Regions from separate parts of the Homo sapiens genome. Here region 2 is linked to region 1. A link is an interaction called in ENCODE POLR2A ChIA-PET data of the cell type or tissue named here. Cell type or tissue: IMR-90. All regions are shown on one strand. Each heading gives the region's core, and the rest is flanking DNA. Links, peaks and the distances in the headings are about the cores only.

Evidence for each region. Peaks named below come from ENCODE experiments on the same cell type or tissue, not always from the same donor. Only the 100,000 strongest peaks of a DNase experiment are listed, where the experiment ranks them.
Region 2: POLR2A ChIA-PET joins it to region 1 with 14 read pairs; 2 of 35 experiments call an interaction of 5 or more read pairs at or near these places.

What each region holds. Positions count from the first base shown.
Region 1 is chr2:121,274,525-121,279,382 of GRCh38, forward strand. All of the region lies in intron 2 of TFCP2L1 (transcription factor CP2 like 1), which reads right to left. Among named protein-coding and RNA genes, the nearest start is that of TFCP2L1, 8.2 kb to the right of the region's middle. In IMR-90, for the core only: no CTCF peak of the experiment used is centred there; no DNase peak of the experiment used is centred there.
Region 2 is chr2:120,819,069-120,823,926 of GRCh38, forward strand. All of the region lies in intron 2 of GLI2 (GLI family zinc finger 2), which reads left to right. Among named protein-coding and RNA genes, the nearest start is that of GLI2, 86 kb to the left of the region's middle. RefSeq lists enhancers at 2,736-3,401, 4,238-4,858 and a silencer at 4,534-4,745. In IMR-90, for the core only: no CTCF peak of the experiment used is centred there; DNase peaks (open chromatin) are centred at 1,343 and 1,933; H3K4me3 peaks cover 832 bases; H3K27ac peaks cover 1,696 bases.

The DNA.
Region 1 (4,858 bases), core at 1,140-3,639:
TTAGATGTGGGTCAGAGCCTCAAAACATCTCATTATGGATATGCAAATATCCAAAAATCCAAGAAAATTCAAAATCCAAAATACTTCCAATCCCAAGCATTTAGGAAAAGGGGTATTCTTCAGCCTATACTTTAAAATTTTAGGGGCCAGGCAGTGGCTCATGCCTGTAATCCCAACACTTTGGGAGGCCAAGGAGGATTGCTTGAGCTCAGAAGTTTGAGACCAGCCTGGGCAACATAGTGGGATCTTGTATCTACGAAAAATAGAAAAATTAGCTGAGTGTGGTAGCACATGTTTATCCCAGCTACTTGAGAGGCTGAGGCAAGAGGACTAATTATTCCAGGAGGTGGAGGCTGCAGGAGCCATGATTATGCCACTGCATTCAGCCTGGGTGAAAGAGCAAGAAGACCCTGTCTCAAAAAAAAAAAAAAATTATTTAATACATGGCTCAGCCCTATAGAACTTCCATTCTATTATGGGAGGCAGACACTAAAACAATTACACTGTATATTTTTTCCAGCAGTTATGACAATATTCTGCCCTAAATAACAAAAGGAAATAGTGAAATAACATGTAGAGGCTGGGCGCGGTGGCTCACACCTGTAATCCCAGCACTTTGGGAGGCCAAGGCAGGTGGATCATCAGTTCAGGAGATCGAGACCATCCTGGCTAACACGGTGAAACCCCATCTCTACTAAAAATACAAACTGTTAGCCAGGCATGGCGGCGGGCGCCTGTAGTCGCGGCGCCTGTAGTCCCAGCTACTTGGGAGGCTGAGGCAGGAGAATGGCGTGAACCCAGGAGGCGAAGCTGGCAGTGAGCCGAGATCGCGCCACTGCACTCTAGCCTGGGCGACAGCACGAGACTCCATCTCAAAAAAAAAAAAAAAAAGAAATAACATGTAGACATTTTACATGTTTAGGATACTTTTAATAATAATGGAAAATGTTATTACAAGAACAGTATTTAATAAAAGCAAGAAACAACCACATAAAGCATAATCTCATCCATTTGTTTTTTTAAGAAAAAGTATAGAAGTAAGTCTTTTTTTTTTTTTTTTTTTTGAGACAGGGTCTCGTTCTATCACCCAAGCTAGAGTGCAGTGGCTCAATCTTGGCTCACTGCAACCTCTGCCTTCTGGGTTCAAGCAATTATCCTGCCTCAGCCTCCCAAGTAGCTCGGATCACAGGTGCCCGCCATCACGCCCAGCTGATTTTTGTATTTTTAGTAAAGATGGGGTTTCACCCCGTTGGCCAGGCTGGTCTAGAACTCCTGACCTCAGATGATCCACCTGCCTCAGCCTCCCAAAGTGCTGGGATTACAGGCGTGAGCCACCGCGCCCAGTTGAGAAGGAAGTCTTAACGGTTATAACCCTCTGTAAGAATAAATTATTGGGAACGGCTAAAAAGAATACTGAGAGGAACCTCTCTGACAAAGGAAAACATATTTCTAAGCTACAAAAATTAGTTCAATGAGGAATTCGGCAAGAACATCAGCAGCACAGGACAAGTCTGTATATTGCTTGCCTTACAATTTAGGATATGGTTTGTTTTTAAGTTATACTTAAGTTCTGAGATACATGTGCAGAACGTGCAGGTTTGTGACATAGGTATACATGTGCCATGGTGGTTTGCTGCACCCATCAACCCGTAACCTACGTTAGGTATTTATCCTAATGCTATCCCTCCCCTTGTCCCCCACCCCCCGACAGGCCCCAGTGTGTGATCTCCCCTCCCTGTGCCCATATATTCTCATTGTTCAACTCCCACTTATGAGTGAGAATATGCGGAGTTTGGTTTTCTGTTCCTGTGTTAGTTTGCTGAGAATGATGGGTTTTTTAATGTTTCACAAGTGTCCCAGCATTTTGAGAGGCCGAGGTGGAAGGACTGCTTGAACCCAGGAGTTCAAGAGCAGCTTGGGAAACATGACAAAACCCCATCTCTACCAAAATTACAAAAATTAGCCGGGTGTGGTGGCGCACAACTGTAGTCCCAGCTACTCAGGAGGCTGAGGTAGGAGGATCCCCTGAGCCCGCGAGGCAGAGGCTGCAGTGAGCTGAGATGGAGCTACTGCACTCCAGTCGGGGTGATGGAGCAAGACCCTGTCTCAGAAAAAAAAAAAAAAAGAAAGCCAACAAAAAAAGTTTCAGAATTGACTTTCTAAATTTGTGAGATAAAGGTAGGAAAAGTCAGGCAATAACTAGAAAATAAACAAACTCAGATCTTCATATCACATCATAAATTCCAAATGCATTTCAGTAAGTGTTAAAATTTAGACACCTCTAAATGAAATTCAGAAAACTACTCAGCTAATTGATTTTGAGATGAGCAGCCATTTTCTTTTAAGCATAAAAGAAAAGTTTATTTCAAAGAATGAAAGATTTGATTTGACCATAGACATTTAAAATAGATCTCTACAGAAAAAAAAAAAAATCACAACATATACCTTACACCATAAATATAGTTATCACCCAACGAAAGTTAAATGGCCTGCAACCATCAGAGAAAAATACTTGCAAAAAATGGGAGCTAAAAGGTTGGTATTCTTCATAAATAGTATGCCCTTATCCATAAAACATAAACACCCCAACAAAAACGTGCAAAGGACAGGAATATAATAAACAAATTAAAAAGATCAATAAATGTATTTTAAAATATCCAACTGCATTAACAATCACAGAAATGCTAATTTAAGGCCAGGGGTGGTGGTACACACCTATAGTCACAGCTACTCAGGAAGCTGAGGAGGGAGGATCACTTGAGCTCAGAAATTTGGGTCCAGCCTGGGCAACCCAAGCCAGACCCCAGCTCAAAAAAGAAAAGAAATGTTAGTTTAGGATTAAATTCCATGTTTCACTAATCAGATGACAAAAAACAATAACCAATATTGGAAAAGAGACAAAATGTATACTGCTGGCTGGCACGTAAATTGGTGCATTCTTCTGAGAAAGCAATTTGGTGATATGCATCAAAAGCCTCAATGTTCAAATCCTTTGATCCAGAAATTCTACTTCTTAGGTATTTATTTTTAAAATACATAAATAATCAACATTTCACAGGAAGATTTATATGCAAGGATGTTGTTCATCATAATAGTATTTAATTTCTAACTGGAAACTAAGTGGCCATAATATGAAACAGTTAAAGTCATAGAAATATACAATGTAATACTATGCAGCCATTAACAGAAATGCAAGTCCTCAAATCATTTTCAATGACATGAGACGGCTGACAAATATAGTAAATGAAAAAAAGGATATATGTCTGTAACATAATCACAGAAAGATATATATACAAACATGTAGAAATAAGGTTAGCAGTGGTTTCTGGTGAAATCGGAGGGGATTTTAATTTTGTTTTAATTGTCTTCCTTTTGCTTTTCTAAATTATTCAAACTTTCTATAAAGTAGATTATTTTAATAACCTACAAAATATAATTTTAAAAATATAAATATACCAAATTAACATGAGATGATGAGACCATAGAGGTAACTCCTTTTTCTCTCTTTTTTTTTTTTTTTTTTGAGACGGAGTCTCGCTCTGTCGCCCAGGTCGGACTGCGGACTGCAGTGGCGCAATCTCGGCTCACTGCAAGCTCCGCTTCCCGGGTTCACGCCATTCTCCTGCCTCAGCCTCCCGAGTAGCTGGGACTACAGGCGCCCGCCACCGCGCCCGGCTAATTTTTTGTATTTTTAGTAGAGACGGGGTTTCACCTTGTTAGCCAGGATGGTCTCGATCTCCTGACCTCATGATCCACCCGCCTCGGCCTCCCAAAGTGCTGGGATTACAGGCGTGAGCCACTGCGCCCGGCCCTTTTTCTCTCTTTTAACTGATCTATGAGAGGATCAACTTTTAAAACTCTTTTTAAAAAAACCTAGTAGGCTGGGCACAGTGGCTCACGCCTGTAATCCCAGCACTTTGGGAGGCTGAGGCAGGTGGATCACCTGAGATCAGGAGTTTGAGACCAGCCTGGCCAACATGGTGAAACCCCGTCTCTACTAAAAATACAAAAATTAGGTGGGCGTGGTGGCACATGACTGTAATCCCAGCTACTTGGGAGGCTGAAGCAGGACAATCGCTTGAACCCAGGAGGCAGAGGTTGCAGTGAGCCGAGCCTGCACCACTGCACTCCAGCCTGGGTGACAGAGCAAGACTGTCTCAAAAAGAAGAAAGAAAAAAAAAAAAACACCTAGGGGGTGGCCAGGCCTGGTGGCTCACACCTGTAATCCCAGCACTTTGGAAGCCCAAGGTAGGTGGATCACTTGAGGCCAGGAGTTCAAGACCAGCCTGGCCAACATGGAGAAACACCATCTCTACTAAAAATACAAAAATTAGCTGGGTGTGGTAGCACACGCCTGAAAAACCAGCTACTTAGGAGGCTGAGGCAGGAGAATTGCTTGAACCCAGGAGGCAGAGGTTGCAGTGAACCGAGATCGTGTCATTGCACTCCAGCCTGGGAGACAGAGCAAGACTCTGTCTCAAAAAAAAAAGGAGTTGGAAGGGGTAGAGGAAAGGTAAGGAACTCAGCTAATGGCCTTACCAACAGGAGCAGGGGCCAGGGCAGGGACAGACACACAATATCTTGGTCTAGGAGCAAGACCTCAGACCTTGGACCCACTCTTCAGCACCACAGGACTTAGCCAACAAGAAGAACCACATCAAAGCTCAATGGATGCTATAAACATCTCATTTTTGCCTGCTAAATTTAAGCAAAAAAGCAGAGGCCCAAAGAGGAAAGAAAGTGCTCAAAGGTGCATAACCAGTTGGTAGCACTTGACCTTCCATGAAAGTGAAAGGCAAATGGCAAAAACCATTCCACACAGCGGCACAGATGCACACTTGGCCACATCACCCACCAA
Region 2 (4,858 bases), core at 745-3,244, 460 kb before region 1:
TGAGATGTAGGTTTAGGGGCTCAGGGGCTTCTTGGCTCTTGTTGGGTTCCTGGCTGCAGCTGGTAGAGTTGCCTTTTAGGAGTGAGTGACCTCCAGATGGGTGAGGTTTGTGTTGCACTTTAAAAGTACTGATAGTAGATATTCAGAGTGACAGAGTGCCACTAATAGAGATTTTTTTTTTTTTTTTTTTTGAGATGGAGTCACTCTGTTGTCCAAGCTGGAGTGCAATGGTGTGATCTTGGCTCACTGCAACCTCCGCCTCCCAGGTTCAGGCAATTTTCCTGCCTCAGCCTCCCAAGTAGCTGAGATTACAGGCGTCTGCCACCATGCCTGGCTATTTTTAATATTTTTAGTAGAGACGGGGTTTTGCCATGTTGACCAGGCTGGTCTCGAACTCCTGACCTCAGGTGATCTGCCCGCCTCAGCCTCCTAAAGTGCTGGGATTGCAGGCGTGAGTCACTGCACCCCACCGGTTTTTGTATTTTCTATCCACCCTCGTTTTTAATCTTCCTTTGCCATTCCTCCTTTAGCAGCTGAAAGCCAATGGCAGGCACAGAGAATTCTATAACCTGAGCCTTGTTCTCAAGAACCAGAAATCTGAAGGACTTTGCCACAGGCAGTTTATTCATCTGCTTGCAGGCATTTACCAGTTACTGTGCCAGTCCGTTATGCTGGGGCAAATACCCCACTGGCCAAGCCCCCAGGGAGCTCACCAGCTAAGAAGAAGGACTGATCAGTGCAAGGACAGCATCTTAGTGTGGTAACGACTCCAAGAGAAGTCATTTCCAGATACTTCATCCTGCTGCTGGGGGAAGAGAGGCAGGGAAGACTTCTTGGAGGAGGCCAGACCCAGCCTGAGCTGGGTCTTGAGGGATGAATACGGGTTCACTAGGCAGAAAAGTGGGGCCCAGAGAACAGAATACGAGCACAGGCAGCAGGATGGCCAGCCGCCAAGGCCATGGGAACCTGGGGAAGGTTGGCTGCTTTGCTGGAGGAAACCTCCAGCAGCATCTACTGAGGCATCCACCCTTAGAAAGACTGAGGCTGATGAAGGCAAGTGAAGGAAAGGTCCAGGCTGGTCCCTTTTGCCCTCTGTCTGGTTTTCTCTGAGCTAAGATAGTTCTCTCTGGCTCCCTTAAAATCAGGACAGTGGAGCGAAGGTGGGTTTGGGGGCCAATTTCTCCTCCTCTCAGCCATCCCAGGCTTTGCTTTCTTGCCGAGTCTAAACTCTCAGCTGTCGCCCTCGTATTTGCTCAGGGGCCCCTGTTAGGGGGACTGTGCACTTTCATCCAGCTGGACGCCGGAGTTCCCTGGAAGCCGAGAGGGTTAAATCACCAAGCCAGCTGGTGAGCATTAGTTCCCCCCTCTCCAGGCAGTAACGTCAGAGGCTGATGCTGGCGGCAAAGAAGCTGGTGGCAGGAGGAGGCGGAGAGCTGCCTTGAGGCACTCCGGGGGTGGGCTCCTGGCCTGGGACCCTGCCCCAGCAACCCCCAGGTAGGCTGGCTGTGGATGTGTGGGCTCCGGACACCCTGCGGGGACGGCTGCTGTCCACGCCAGTGTGTGGACGTGTGTGCACACCCTGTGTGTCTGTGTTTCTTCTCTTTGTGAGAGTTAGCCTTCTGCTGTGGCAAAAACTTCAGTGGAGAAGGAAAGAGTGAGCGCTGGAGAGGGTAGCTTTTTTTCTAGTGGGAAGGGGACTGACTTCTTTAAACAAACACTCAAGTGTTCCAGTGGCCACGGAGCAGGCAGATGTGGGCCACACTGCATCTTCCAGGGTTTCTCTATGCCACTTGGGGTGCAGTCTTGAGTGGCCAGAGGAGCAGTTTGCTGAGGTGGCTTAAGAACATGTTTTCTCATCTGTCTGTGACCAGGAGGCGTTTCGAAGGGCTTGCCATGTGCCGACTCAGTAACTAGTGTGTGGCCTCCCGGTGGTTTCAGATGCCTTGCCAAGGCCGACCCACCCACCTCCTCGAGGAAATGCAAAAAGTGTTTTCAGGGCCCAGAACACTAAGCCTGGGATGATCTGCTCCTCCCTGACTGGCAGCCTGTCTTGCGTGGGCGGCTGAGCTCGCAGCCACCAGGACCTGATGGGGACAGTGTTTCCTGGGGCCTCTGTACGGGGGAGGTTCTCTCGAGTTGCAAAGGTGCAGATGCGCCAGGAGGGTTCTTGGCCCCTAGGCTTCATGGATAGAGTTTACTAGGACAAGCAAAGGCCTGGTGTGCGATCTGTTTTCCTATTTGACTGGATGTTGGGAGAAAAATGTCCAAATTAGGGATGGGCCCATGGCTCAGCTGAGCAGAACACTGGGTGAACTTCTACTGTGAAAGAAATAGCAGATCCGGCGGACATTTATGGGCGACAGAGAAGGGTAGCTCAGCATTGAGGAGGGAGTTTGGTCTCATTCTGGCCGAGACTGTCAAATCCTCGGATGGGCTTGTAAACCAGCTCCTGGCCTAGCCTCATCAAACGTGAGGATGAGGAAGAGAGAGCCTGGTGGGCCCTGGGGAGGGGACCTGCACTCTCAGTGGGACACCTGGTGACCAGTAAGCCTGGTCCACTGCCCTTCCTCACCCTCTCGTCTTTCTAATAAACAGAGGGGAGGTGCCTGTGCATAGACTTGGGGACTATTACATTGACTCAGAAAGACCCTCTTTTCCCTTTTGCCCCAACCAGTGCTTTACGAGGTTGCCTAAGCCTGTGCTGCGACCCCCAGAGGCAGGTGCAACCCCATTTTACAGATGGGGATGCTGAGGCTCTTCACCAGGGCCGCCCAGCTGGATGGCAGTGGGGTGGGTCACACCGAGCCTCCTTTCCCCTGGGCTGGGCTGCCACCCGAGGCCCCCACTATGTGTTCCTGTTTGCCTTTGACTCCACGGGGGCCGGGAGAAAGTGGCACTGGGGATGCCACCAGGCTGCTTGTCAACTGGCCTTTGCTGTGTTCCACACCTCTGACATGGAGGTGAGGCTGTGGTGGCTAAGACCGGGCGGTGGGCCGAGTTCATGTTCCTGCTATGCCAGTGATAGCTGGACGAGACCTAGAGCAAGGCTGTGAACTCTTGTGGCCTTGGAGTTCTTGTCTGTGCAGCATCCTTTCGGGTGCAAGGATTGTTACAAGGGTTGAGTGAGCTGTTATCAGCGAAGCACTGAACAGTGTCTGGAAGGTGATAAACTCAACAAAGTGTCTCTGGAGTTAGAGCAGCCTTCTTGTGGTCCCTGGACCCAGCAGTGTGCTATGGGCATAGTGCCCTGCACAGCGGGTCCAGCTCAAGGGACAGGGACAAAATGACCTTTTCAGAAGCGTGTTAGGAAACAGCCCGATGGGCCCTAAGGCTCCAGAACCTTTGTGTTCCCTGAATCCTGACCCTCACAGGGTCCTTGCATGAACTTGACACAATTAATACCAAGAGAGATGGTGCTGTCCCCATTCCACCCCTTTGCATGTGGCTGAAGGTCACAAGGATAGCAAATGGAAATGCCTCCGCAAATCACCTGTTTACTATTTTTCTGATTATTAAAGTGATTGAAAATGTGATGACTGTGGAAAAGCCCAATGAACATATCATTATGTTCTTCCCTGATTCCACCTCCCAAGGATGACCCTCACTCACATGTTAGTATGTTTCTTTCCAGTTCTTTCTTTCCATGCCATACTTCCCTTCCAATGGAAGGTTCAATTAAGGACGTTAAAATACAACAACAAAACACACAAAAGTAACTCCCTGGGCTTTTGAAATTCAAAGCTTCAGAGGAAATGGTACGAATGCAACCCAAATGGCAAATTTCCCATCTGATTTTATTTTCAGTACACTCTGAACCCATCTTCTGCCCCTTACCCTAGCTCTTCCTCAGGCAACCTTGAGTTTCCTTCTCTAAGGGGAATCTTGCAGGAGTGGTCTAGGACTGGGAGGCTGAGGGGGCATTGGAGGAGACACCTGGACAGGTGTGCACAGAGGTGGATGTGAGAGGTGGATGAAGGACATCCCAACAGGGAACCTGCTCCCACCCCCTGCACCCCCCGCCACCCGGCTGTGTGTTTCCCAGGCGAGGCTGTGTTTGACATGCAGCGGCCGCACACCGTCTTTGGTATGCCGTTTGGTCCCGGACTTAATGAGTTCTGCAGGGACGCTCCACTGTAGCTAAAGATCATTTACCTGAATTGCTTTTTAATTTCTGCCGTGGGAAGCTGCCCCCGGTGTGATATAATTACATTATAATTTACAGCAATCCCAAATCTATAAATTTAGCCATACAGTGGGGGGAAGGGACTGGAGTTGTGTGTGGGGCTGGGGGAGAAATCCCCCCCATCATTAAGTAAACCCACATTTCTGGGTGCAGGTTCCAGTCCCTGGGCAGGTGTGGAGGAGGCAGAGAGGGACATCACTCGCCCAGTACACGCTGAAGTGTGCTTTAACACCACAGAGCATTCGGGCTGGAGCTGCTAGTGGGAGAGGATGAGAGAGTGATGTGACATTCTTTCTGATCTGCCCTCTTATAGCATTTTTGCTGTGGGATGTGGGGAGCACACAGAAGTGGGTAGCCTGGGGACATCTATGGAATGCCTAGCATTGGAAGGCAGGGATCGGAATCCTTCCCTGATTCTCTTATGGGAAGATCTCCCGGCTGTGGGCTGTGGAGAGGAGAGCTGGGCCTCAGGGTGGAGTCCCGGGGATGTCTCTGGGCAGATGGAGCCACTCCCTGGGAGCTTGTGGCATGTGCGGAAGTGAAGCCGTGTGGGATTCCGATAGGCCTAGGCGAAGGCGCAGTACCATGCAGGCCAAGGGAGGGGTTTCCTTTCTGCACCCACAAAAGGGTTCACATTCCTGGTGGCCCTGCCATTCCACGTCACTGTGTAATTTG